Linked DNA regions of Homo sapiens: region 1 is linked to region 2. A link is an interaction called in ENCODE POLR2A ChIA-PET data of the cell type or tissue named here. Cell type or tissue: PC-9. All regions are shown on one strand. Links, peaks and the distances in the headings refer to the core of each region. The heading gives the core; the rest is flanking DNA. Region 1 has its middle 37 kb from the start of LINC00368. Region 2 overlaps LINC00431 (long intergenic non-protein coding RNA 431).

Region 1 (5,386 bases), core at 163-5,162, 79 kb after region 2:
GATATAGGCATTTAATGCTGTGAACTTTCCTCTTAGTGAGAGACAGGACTAGCTGGATTTCCTAGGCCAGCTAAGAATCCCTAAGCCTAGCTGGGAAGGTGACTGCATCCACCTTTAAACATGGGGCTTGCAACTTAGCTCACACCTGACCAATCAGGTAGGGAAAGAAAGCTCACTAAAATGCTAATTAGGCAAACACAGGAGGTAAAGAAATAGCCAATCATCTATCACCTGAGAGCACAGTGGGAGGGACAATGATCAGGATATAAACCCAGGCATTCAAGCCCGCAATGGCTACCCTCTTGGGTCCCCTCCCTTTGTATGGGAGCTCTGTTTTCACTCTATTAAATCTTGCAACTGCACAGTCTTCTGGTCCGTGCTAGTTACAGCTCAAGCTGAGCTTTCACTTGCCATCCACTGCTGCTATTTGCCACCATCACAGACCCACTGCTGACTTCCATCTCTCCAGATCCGGCAGGGTGTCCGCTGTGCTCCTGATCCAGTGAGGTGCCCATTGCCACTCCCAATTGGGCTAAAGGCTTGCCATTGTTCCTGCATGGCTAAGTGCCCGGGTTCATCCTAATTGAGCTGAACACCTGTCACTGGGTTCCACGGTTCTCTTCCATGACCCACGGCTTCTAATAGAGCTATAACACTCACTGCATGGCCCAAGATTCCATTCCTTGGAATCCGTGAGGCTAAGAACTCCAGGTCAGAGAACAAGAGGCTTGCCACCATCTTGGAAGCAGCTCACCACCGTCTTGGGAGTTCTGGGAGCAAGGACCCCCTGGTAACATTAGCACTGCTTTTGCTGTATCCCAGAGGTTTTGATAGGTTGTGTCACTGTTATTGTACAGTTCAAAGAATTTTTAAATTTCCTTCTTGATTTCATTGTTGACCCAAAGATCATGCAGGGGGTTATTTAATTTCCATGTATTTGCATGGTTTTGAGGGTTCCTTTTGGAGTTGATTTCCAATTTTGTTCCACTGTGGTCTGAGAGAGTACTTGATATAATTTCAGTTTTCTTAAATTTGCTGAGACTTGTTTTGTGGCCTATCATATGGTCTGTCTTGGAGAATGTGCCATGTGCTGATGAATAGAATGTATATTCTACAGTTGTTGGGCAGAATGTTCTGTAAATGTCTGTTAAGTCCATTTGTTCTAGGCTATAGTTTAAGTCCATTGTTTCTTTGTTGACTTTCTGTCTTGATGACTTGTTTAGTGCTGACATTGGAGTATTGAAGTCCCCCACTATTACTGTGTTGCTGTCTCATTTCTTAGGTTTAGTAGTAACTATTTTATAAATTTAGGAGCTCCAGTGTTAGGTGCATATATTTTTAGGATTGTGATATTTTTCTTTTGGTCGAATCCTTTTATCATTATATAATGTCCCTCTTTGTCTTTTTAAACTGCTGTTGCTTTAAAGTTTTGTCTGATATAAGAATAGCTACTCCTGCTTGCTTTTGGTGTCCATTTGCATGGAATATCTTTTTCCACCCCCTCACCTTACATTTATGTGAATCCTTATGGGTTGGGTGAGTCTCTTGAAGACAGCAGATACTTGGTTGGTGAGTTCTTATCCATTCTGCTATTCTGTATCTTTTAAGGGAGTATTTAGGCCATTTACATTCAATGTTAGTACTGAGATGCGAGATACAATTCTACTCATCATGCTAGTTGTTGCCTGAATATCTTTTTTTATTTTTTTGCATTGTGCTATTGTTTTATAGGTCCTGTGAGATTTATGCATTAAGGAGATTATTTTGGTGTATTTCAAGGATTTATTTTGAGATTTAGAGCTCCTTTTAGCAGTTCTTGTAGTGCTGATTTGGTAGTGGTGAATTCTCTCAGCACTTGTTTGTGTGAAAAAGACTGTATCTTTCCTTCATGCATGAAGCTTAGTTTCACTGGATACAAAATTCTTGGCTGATAATTGTTTTGTTTAAGGAGGCTAAAGATAGAACTCCAATTCCTTGTAGTTTGTAGGATTTCTGCTGAGAAATCTGCTGTTAATCTGATAGGTTCAAAGAGAAGATCTGGGACTCAAGGGCTGCTGTTCAGATTCTTTTGTCCCATGGGGGTGCTCCCTTGATGTGCTGCTCTCCCCTTTCCCCTTAGTGATGGGACTTCCTGAGAGTCGAACTGCAGTGATTGTTATTTGTCTTCTGGATCTAGCCACCCAGCTGAGCTACTGGACTCTGGGCTGGTACTGTGGGGTGTCTACAGAGTCCTGTGATGTGCTCCATCTTCAGGTCTCTCAGCTGTGGATACCAGCACCTGCTCTGGTGGAGGGAGCAGGAGACTGAGGTGGACTCTGTGAGGGTCTTTGGTTGTATTTTTGTTAAGTGAGCTGGTTTTGTTTGTTGGCCTCCAGCCAGGAGGTGGTGCTTTCAAGAGTGCATCAGCTGTGATTGTATAGGGAGGATCAGGTGGTGGGTGGAGCCATGGAGCTCTCAAGAGATTATGTCCTTTGTCTTCAGCTACCAGGGTGGGTAGAGAAAGACCATCAGGTGGAGGCAGGGTTAGGCATGTCTGAGCTCAGACTCTCCTTGGGTGGGGCTTGCTGCAGATGCTGTGGGTGATGGTGGTACGGCTCCCAGGCCAATGCAGTTTTGTTCCCAGGGGGATTATGGCTGCCTCTACTGCGTCACACAGGTTGCCAAAGAAGTGGGAGGAAGCCAGCAGCCACAGGACTCACCCAGCTCTCATGCAGCCCACAGCCCAAAAGGCCAGTCTCACTTCCACCATGCCCCAGGGTTGGAGTGTGAGCAGGGCTGAGAACTTGCCCCAGGCTACAAGCCTCCTGCTGAGAAAGCAAGCAGACTCACATTTCCTTGGCTGTCCCAGAGCCTGGAGCAGCAATCCACCTCCTTCAAAGGGTCTGTGGATTCTCTTGGCTTTCCTGGTATGTTCCTGCAGTACTTCCTGGAGCAAAAGTTCACAGTGTGGGTCTCCACATGCTGCTCCGTCCATCCAAGTGGGAGCTGCAAGTTAGTCCTGCCTCCTATCTGCTGTTTTTCCCGTACTCCATTGTCAGGTTCATTTTTTTAATGTCACTGCTCATGCATTTGAGTGCTCTGCCTCTCACCCCACTCTTCCCATAGCCTCTGTGGTTTTTAAGGCATGATCCTGCATAGTGTGGTGGCTTCTAGGAATGCACATGATGTACCACAGTGGAACTGACTAGTATGTACAAGGACAGTTGTTATAAGTAAAGTTTCGGTGCCACAAAAGAAATAGCACTCGAATATCAAATTTTCTTTTTAATTCTCAGCAAGGCAATGTACTTCTGTAGAAGGGTGCACCCTTACAAATGGAGCAATGGTGAGCACATACTTGGACAAGGGAGGGGAAGGGGTTTTATCCCTGACGGACACAGCCCCTGCTGCCGTGTCGTTCCCCTATTGGCTAGGGTTAGACCACACAGGCTATACTAATTCCGACTGGCTAATTTAAAGAGAGTGATGGAATGAGTGGTTTGGTGGGAAAAATTGTTATGGCAGAGCAGGAAATCGGAATGAGTCAGGGTGGAGCAGGTAATCGAAACAGGTTGCTTTACGAGGAAGTTAACTTTAAAAGTAGAAGGCAAAGAATTGAACATAGTGACATATTGTTTCTTTGAAGAGAAATTTAGAACTCATATCGAACACAAAGAATCCAAATCAATATAGCTCTGGAAATTTAAGTTTTGAGACAACTCCTTGGCTCCAAGCACATAGCAAAGATATAAAATATACAAAGAGAATACTGGAAAGACATCGCAAGTTTCAAAATCATGATCATCTCTCCTGGCTCAGAAATAAAGAGCAGAAAGTGGCATCCACAGGGCTGCAGCTGAGATCCCACCATGGAACTGTATGCAGGAACAGTAAAATAATTCTAAAACATTGGTAACAAAATTAAAAGCTTGGAAATTAAAACCATTGTTAGCAGTTTTTCTAACGGAGATACTTGAGAACAATCCGAATTTCCTCAATAAAAGAATAAAAAAATAAGCTGTGAAATATTCATTTACCATTAGACTATAAGTTAAAATAGCAAGAACAGGCCAGGTGTGGCGGCTCATGCCTGTAATTTCAGCACTTTGGGAGGCTGAAGCAGGAGGATCACTTGAGGCCAGAAGTTCAAGACCAGCCTGGGAAACAGGGCAAGCCCCAATCTCTACACACACACACACAAATAAGCCAGGCATGGTGGCTCACACCTTCTAGCTACTTGGGAGGCTGAGATGGGAGGATCAATTGAGCCGAGGAATTTGAGGCTGTAGTGAGCTATGATTGTGCCACTGCACTCCAGCCTTGGTGACAGAGTAAGATCTTATCTCAGAAACAAATAAATAAGTGAAGTAGCAAGAGCCACATCTATCCACATATATAATAAACTCCTGAAATATTACATTGAGTGGGGGGAAACCATTGTAGAATTACATACACAGTGTGACATCATTTATTTGAAAAAATTTTAATGTAAAAAATACTGTATATCAGTGGTTGGCAAACTACTGCCTGAGGGCCAGTGCCTATTTGTGTAAATAAAGTTTTATTGAAACATAGCTGCACATGATCATTTGTTTCTATATTGTCTGTGGCTGCTTTCACACACAGCGGCAGAGTTGAGTTATGACAGAGGCCACGTGCCTACAAAGCTTAAAATATTCATGATCTGATCCTTCACAGAAAAAACTTGCTGACTCCTGTTGTATATTATTTATGGATATATATACACATACATACACACGTGTGCTATCAAACATAAAAGCAAACATTTGCTTGGGGTTAATACACCCAGACTTCAGAATAGTAGCTGTGTCTGGGAGACAGGACGGGAAGAAAATTGGGATCAGAGAAGGGCACTTTAAGGGGCTTCAGCTGTGTGAAGTGTTTTTTTATTTAAAGGAATATCTTAAGTAAACATGGTAAAATATTGATTTGCTTAGATGGGTAACGAGTACACAGTTATTCTTTATGTCCTGTGTACTTTCCAGTGTTTTAAAAATACTTTATAATAGCGAGTATTGAGAGGGAAAAAGATGAATGTGGTTGATCCAAGGGCCTGATGAGGCCCAGTGTCCGCGCTGTGTCTTAGTGGCCAAATCAGGGTGCAGCATGCATGTCCACTGGGCGGTGTTTGTGGAGAAAGAGGGAGGAAGTCCCTCCTTAAAGGAAGAATATACCTTTTTGTGTTTGGGGGAATTTTTTTGCATGTGAATGTACTAATATAACTTAAATATGAAAAAGAATGACTAGGAACGTAGCACTTAATCTCCTCTTGGCCACATGTTATTTTCAGACTTGTCACACCATCTCTGGGTGCTGGCCATCACCAGCCACAATAACACCATGTGGCTGTGTCACTCAGTCAGTCAATGGGCATCTGTCAAGTGTC
Region 2 (5,386 bases), core at 144-5,143:
TACCCTTTCTTTTGTGCCTAAAAGCAATACATAAACTTGTCTTTGTGAAAATGACATGAGTTTTTCCCTCTCCTGAACCAGGATGAAGAGAGCTACCCTTATCACCACATATGGAGAGCCAGCACCAAGATGAGTCAGTATAAAAAGACCTTACTAAAATAACCCTTACTTTCAGTAGTTTCCTGATATATTTGCTAGTCACTTTCCCACAAGTTATCACCCCTAGAAGCCTAAAACCCTTCTCCTTTGTCTAGTCACTTCTTTAAAATTTATTGCCTTTTGTTAAAATGGTATGTAATCTCTTAAGCCTAACTGCTTCTTTGTTTTTTTTTATTTTTTTACTTCTTTTTTTTTATGAAGCCCTTGTGCACACAAAATTAAAAATATTAATACTATTTTTATGCCTTTTCTCCTGTTAATCTGACTTTTGTCAGTTTTGTTCACAGACTCCAGCCACTGATCAAAAGAGGGTGGAGGAAATGTTTTCCAACCCTACAATGCACACTGTATCTCTGTGCAGCATACACCTCTGTACGACAATTTCCCTTGTTGTTTGCCTGAAGACACATGAGCTGCAACTCTGAATCGGGAAATAGAACTTCAATCACTTTCGTGGAGCAATTGGGGAATGAAACAACCTTGCATGCTCCTCTGAGGAGTATGCCATGAGAGCTCAGAGGCTACTATTATTGGCTGAACATTGGTGTCAAAATCTTGATTGATGTCCAAATGCTTCTGGTCTCATCCTAGACTTGTGAGGTGTGATCTCCATAGGTCTATTCCCATCCCTTTCCCCTCCACCACGCCTAGTCCCACATTCTTTTCTGCATGCAGTGTGCTCTGCTCTATTGATCACCTTAACCCAGCTGTGCGCACTCTTCCACTTGTCCTGAAAACAGCACACCCACGTAGCCTTCTTCGGTGATGTCTGGGCCATGTGTTGGTGTTGTGCACACTCTTATTATGATCATTTGAACTCTTATAACACATTGTTTAACACATGTGAAAACGTAAGACAAACTTGCAGGTTTCAGTTATTTAAAGATAAACCACGATATAAATGTTCATATCTATTCAATATATTTAAGATAAGCACTTCAAATTCTCATTTAAATATCTTAGTCTTGCTTCATCTATAAAGTCATAACTTTATTAGTTAAAATGCTTATTTGGATAATTTCAGACTTTCAAAAAGGTTGTGAAAATTGTACAAAGATTTTCTAAATACTCTTCACTTAGATTCCTGAAATATTCCTACATTAGCATTCTCTCTCTCTCCTCTCCTCTCTGTCTCTCCTCTCCTCTCTTGTCTGTCCTCTCTCTCTCTCTCAAGGTTCTACAATTACTGATCCTGACACTTAGGATGTGAGTTTAGGTAGAGATTTGGGAAGTTCAAGATTGCTCATCATTTTATCTGGTAATGTCTTTTGCTCAAGTGACACCTTTTACTTCAACTGCTATTGTTTGCCTCACTAGTTTCACTTGTGGGATTTTTCAAAAATGCATCATGATTGATAGAGTTAAAATTAATCTTTCTTGATGTAAAGCATATTGTGTTCATTGCTGTGGGCCTGCTATGTTTAGTATTGCAATGCCAGTGGGTTTATATCACCTACCAGTTTATCTTGTTATAACTCATCTGACTGCTTTATCTCTGTGAGGTAGCTGTTTAGAGCTTGGGTTCTGAAGTCAGATGATTTGAGTCTGACTCTTGGCTTTAGTTCCTGAATCCTGGACAAATACCTTCACCTCCCTGGGCCTTCCCTTCCACATCTTCCAGATGTGCACATGGTAGTGCTTATCTCATAGGATTTTGTGTATGTGTGAGGATTGAGTCAGACAAATAGGAAGTGTTCAGTATGTTGTCCATTGTTACATTAATCTAAAAAGAACATTGGATAACATTTGAATATCTTCTGTGCCTAAAATGTCTATAGCCTTTCTCTTATTTATTTGTAATTCTCTGCTGTTTGAGTTTCTGACAGGCTCTATATTTCTAAGCTTTTATTTAGTCTTGATTAATTTTAGTGAAGTTTTTCTTCAATTTAGTCAAAATAATGTATTTACCATAGGAAGTTAATAGTTAAAGATAATTGTTATGTTTGATCTTTACGTAATTAAAACTTGAGAATTTTATCCTTTCAGTTCCTATGTAGGTTAGTTTTTCCTCAATATGGCTAATGTGGGTGGTATCTTGGATTGAAATATCTTATTTCCTCAAGTGTACAATCCATTTTAAATAGCAATTTGTGTGGTTGGTAACCATTAACTTGATAGAAACGTTAGGTCTGAATCTGTCTCTACAAAATTCATGTGTTTGGAACTTAATTTCCAGTGGGGTAGTGTATTAACTCATTTTCATAGTGCTATGAGGAAATACCCAAGACTGGGTAATTTATAAAGAAAAAGAGGTTTAATGGACTCACAGTTCCACATTGCTGGGGAGGCCTCACAATCATTGTGGAGTGTAAAGGAGGAGCAAAGGCACATCTTACATGGTGGCAGGCAAGCGAGCGTGTGGAGGGGAACTGCCCTTTATAAAACCAGCAGATCTCATGAGACTTATTCACTATCACGAGAACAGCATGGGAAAAACTCAACCCTATGATTGAATTACCTCCCACCAGGTCCCTCCCATGACACGTGGGGATTATGGGAGCTAAAATTCAAGGCGAGATTTGGGTAGGGACACAGCAAAAACATATCTGGTAGTATTAAGAGGTGGGATCTTTAGGAGGTGATTAAGTCACGAGCATGGAGCTCTTAAGAATGGAATTAGTGACCTTACAAAAGATGTGTGAGGGAGCTGTTTGCTGCTTCCACCTCTTCTGCCAGGTGAGGATGCAGCAACAGGAAAACATGTTGGAAGCAGAGAGAAGTCCTCACCAGACACTGAATCTGCCAAAACCTTGATCTTGAACTTCCCAGCCTCCAGAACTGTTCAAAATAAATTTCTGTTCTTTCTAAATTATCCAGTCTGTGGCATTCTGTTATAGCAGCAGGAATGGACTAAGACAATTTTATTGAACATCTATCTAAAGAAATGCTACTTCCTTTACTCAAAAATAAAACATGAAGTTTCTGCGGGTCAGGAAGACCTCTTAGACCAAGTCATTGGTCTGACTATGAGATTCAACTTCCAGGATCCTTTTCTGAGTCTTGCTTCTCTCTCTCTGCTAAATTTAAGCGCTCCTGTTCACCGTGGAGTCACTATGTTTAAGTAGAGCCCTGCGGCTCTCACACTGCATGTCTGTTTGGATGCTCTTGGGGGCCTTGCAGGAGTTTTAATGTGGACTGATGTAGGCATGAGGATTCTCAGAGCCCCATGGTATGTTTGCCGTGCAGTGAAACTTGAGGACCACGGCCTACCCAACCTCTGATTCTCTGCAGCAACCCCCAGGGTCACGTGGGGACCTGCAAAGTTTGTTCTAAAATTGAGGTGATGAGAGGGGGCTGAGTTCGGAGTGCTACCTCCTTCCACACCAGCTCTACACACTCATCTCCCCTCCACACTCACACTCCTCTGTGCAGTAGTGCAGGCTCCAAGAAATTCCCTTAGAAAGAACTCCGCTTAACTTTGCTCTATACAGCATTTCCAAACTTAATATCAAATTAGTGCTGTGGTAATACGTGGGCTTATTTTATTAACACATTAAATAAGGATTAGTGGCTATTTCAAAACACCTGCAACAGCTTAACATGTGAAATATATGGTTTCTGTTGGTGACAAAGGTACGGGTACCGTGGTTTGTTAGTTGCATTTATAATTAAAGGAAGAGCTAAATTTCAAATAAAAATTACTGAAAATAAACATGAGATTATTTTTTATCCCAAATTCACAGACCCCCTCCCAACCCCACCTTCCTGCCCCATGCTGCACTCTCTGTCCATGGGCCCTGGTTAAGGGAAACCCAAGTTGGAACAGGACTCAGGGCTTTTCTTTGACCTGGCTTTTTACAAACACAAGAAATGCATGGGCTGGGCATGGCGCTGGTGTGAGAGCTGCACTTTCTGTAGTGACCCGAAGCCTGAATTCACCTCGACCTCCAGTTCCTCCTGCCTGGGAGCTGGTGAATGCCCGTTGGATCCATTGGAAGGGGTGAATCTCCCTCTTGGCTGTCTCTGTCCAGAGCTGTTCCTCAGGGACTTCCTTGCATTGGGCTCCTGCCAGTCTCAGGGACTTCTCAGTCTCTCTGTTGATGGCCCATCAGAGCTCACTCCACTTGTGAAGGCTTTCTCCTGTCATCCTTCCTGGAAGCTCTTTGAATACCGACCACGGCTGAGCACTGCACTGCCTCCCTGCCCAGCTGCCACTGGGCTTGGATGATTTTCAACCTCAACATGAAAGGGAAACTTTCAGATGGCATCTGGGCTTTGCTATTTCTGGTGTGGTGTCATTAAAAGCTGCCTCAGTCTAGCATCTGTGATTTCACTTTTTGATATAAAAAAGATATGAACTGTTAGTGCAATAGTGCAGAGAATGATATCCAACTTTTATTTTATGTATATATTTTATTTGTGTCTCATAAAGGGGTTCAGGACACAATAACCCAAAGCATGGCACTTTGACATTTGAGAAAACAGCAGAAGCAGGAAGGTCTCTCTCATCTTACTCTGCCCTTCTACCCTAAAGCAGGTCATGAGACCCTCATTCAAGAAGTACACACCCTATACCCAAAGAAAAGAAACATTCTTATCTCTGAAGACACAGAGACACACAGAGAATAATCTGAACACACCAGTCTTACTAAGCCACCCTATGCCTCCCAGGTTACCACCGTTCGATCACGCTCCCTTTGTCCAGCCATACTTCCCCGAGACTGTCTACTCTTCATCAAACCTAGCATAAAAAACATGTTTCCCTATTTCTTTGGGTCTTTATTTCTGAAGACTCCCATGTCACATACAAATTATATTAAATACACTTGTCTGCTTTCTTCTTCTTAATCTGTCTTATAGGAGCCTCAGGCATAAACTTAGCAAAGGGTGAGAAAATATGTATCTTTTTATTCCCTACATTTGTATTTATGTTGAAATGCAAAGACAGGCAAAAATAGAGGGCTATACGAATTCAGCAGGATTCTAAATTATTAACTTGGAAAGTACTTTCAAACTCTGGAGGAAAGTTTCTAATTACTTTTGGAAGGAAAGGCAGTATTATGTAAGAAAACCACATTTTCTATCATGCATTACTAAACTAACTACGGAAGTCACATCCTTATGCCTTTTTGTAGCTAACATTGTTTCTGACCCCTAAGAACTGACTGAAGCAAACAGATCAAGTTGATTCAGTGTTAGGTAAATAGGAGGGTGGTGAGATTTTAAGATAAACTTACCAGAGCAAGAAAGGATCAGTGCTTCAAACAGGTGCAAAACAAGTAGGGGA

Evidence for each region. ChIA-PET counts read pairs that join two places held together with the same protein. Peaks named below come from ENCODE experiments on the same cell type or tissue, not always from the same donor. Only the 100,000 strongest peaks of a DNase experiment are listed, where the experiment ranks them.
Region 1: POLR2A ChIA-PET joins it to region 2 with 10 read pairs; 2 of 35 experiments call an interaction of 5 or more read pairs at or near these places.

Annotation. Positions count from the first base shown.
Region 1 is chr13:111,056,188-111,061,573 of GRCh38, forward strand. No RefSeq gene overlaps it. Among named protein-coding and RNA genes, the nearest start is that of LINC00368, 37 kb to the right of the region's middle. In PC-9, for the core only: no CTCF peak of the experiment used is centred there; a DNase peak (open chromatin) is centred at 2,844; H3K27me3 peaks cover 256 bases.
Region 2 is chr13:110,976,846-110,982,231 of GRCh38, forward strand. All of the region lies in intron 1 of LINC00431 (long intergenic non-protein coding RNA 431), which reads left to right. LOC124903213 (a long non-coding RNA gene) reads left to right here. Exons shown (of 2, transcript XR_007063875.1): 2 at 82-395. Among named protein-coding and RNA genes, the nearest start is that of LINC00431, 14 kb to the left of the region's middle. In PC-9, for the core only: no CTCF peak of the experiment used is centred there; no DNase peak of the experiment used is centred there; H3K4me3 peaks cover 294 bases; H3K27ac peaks cover 359 bases.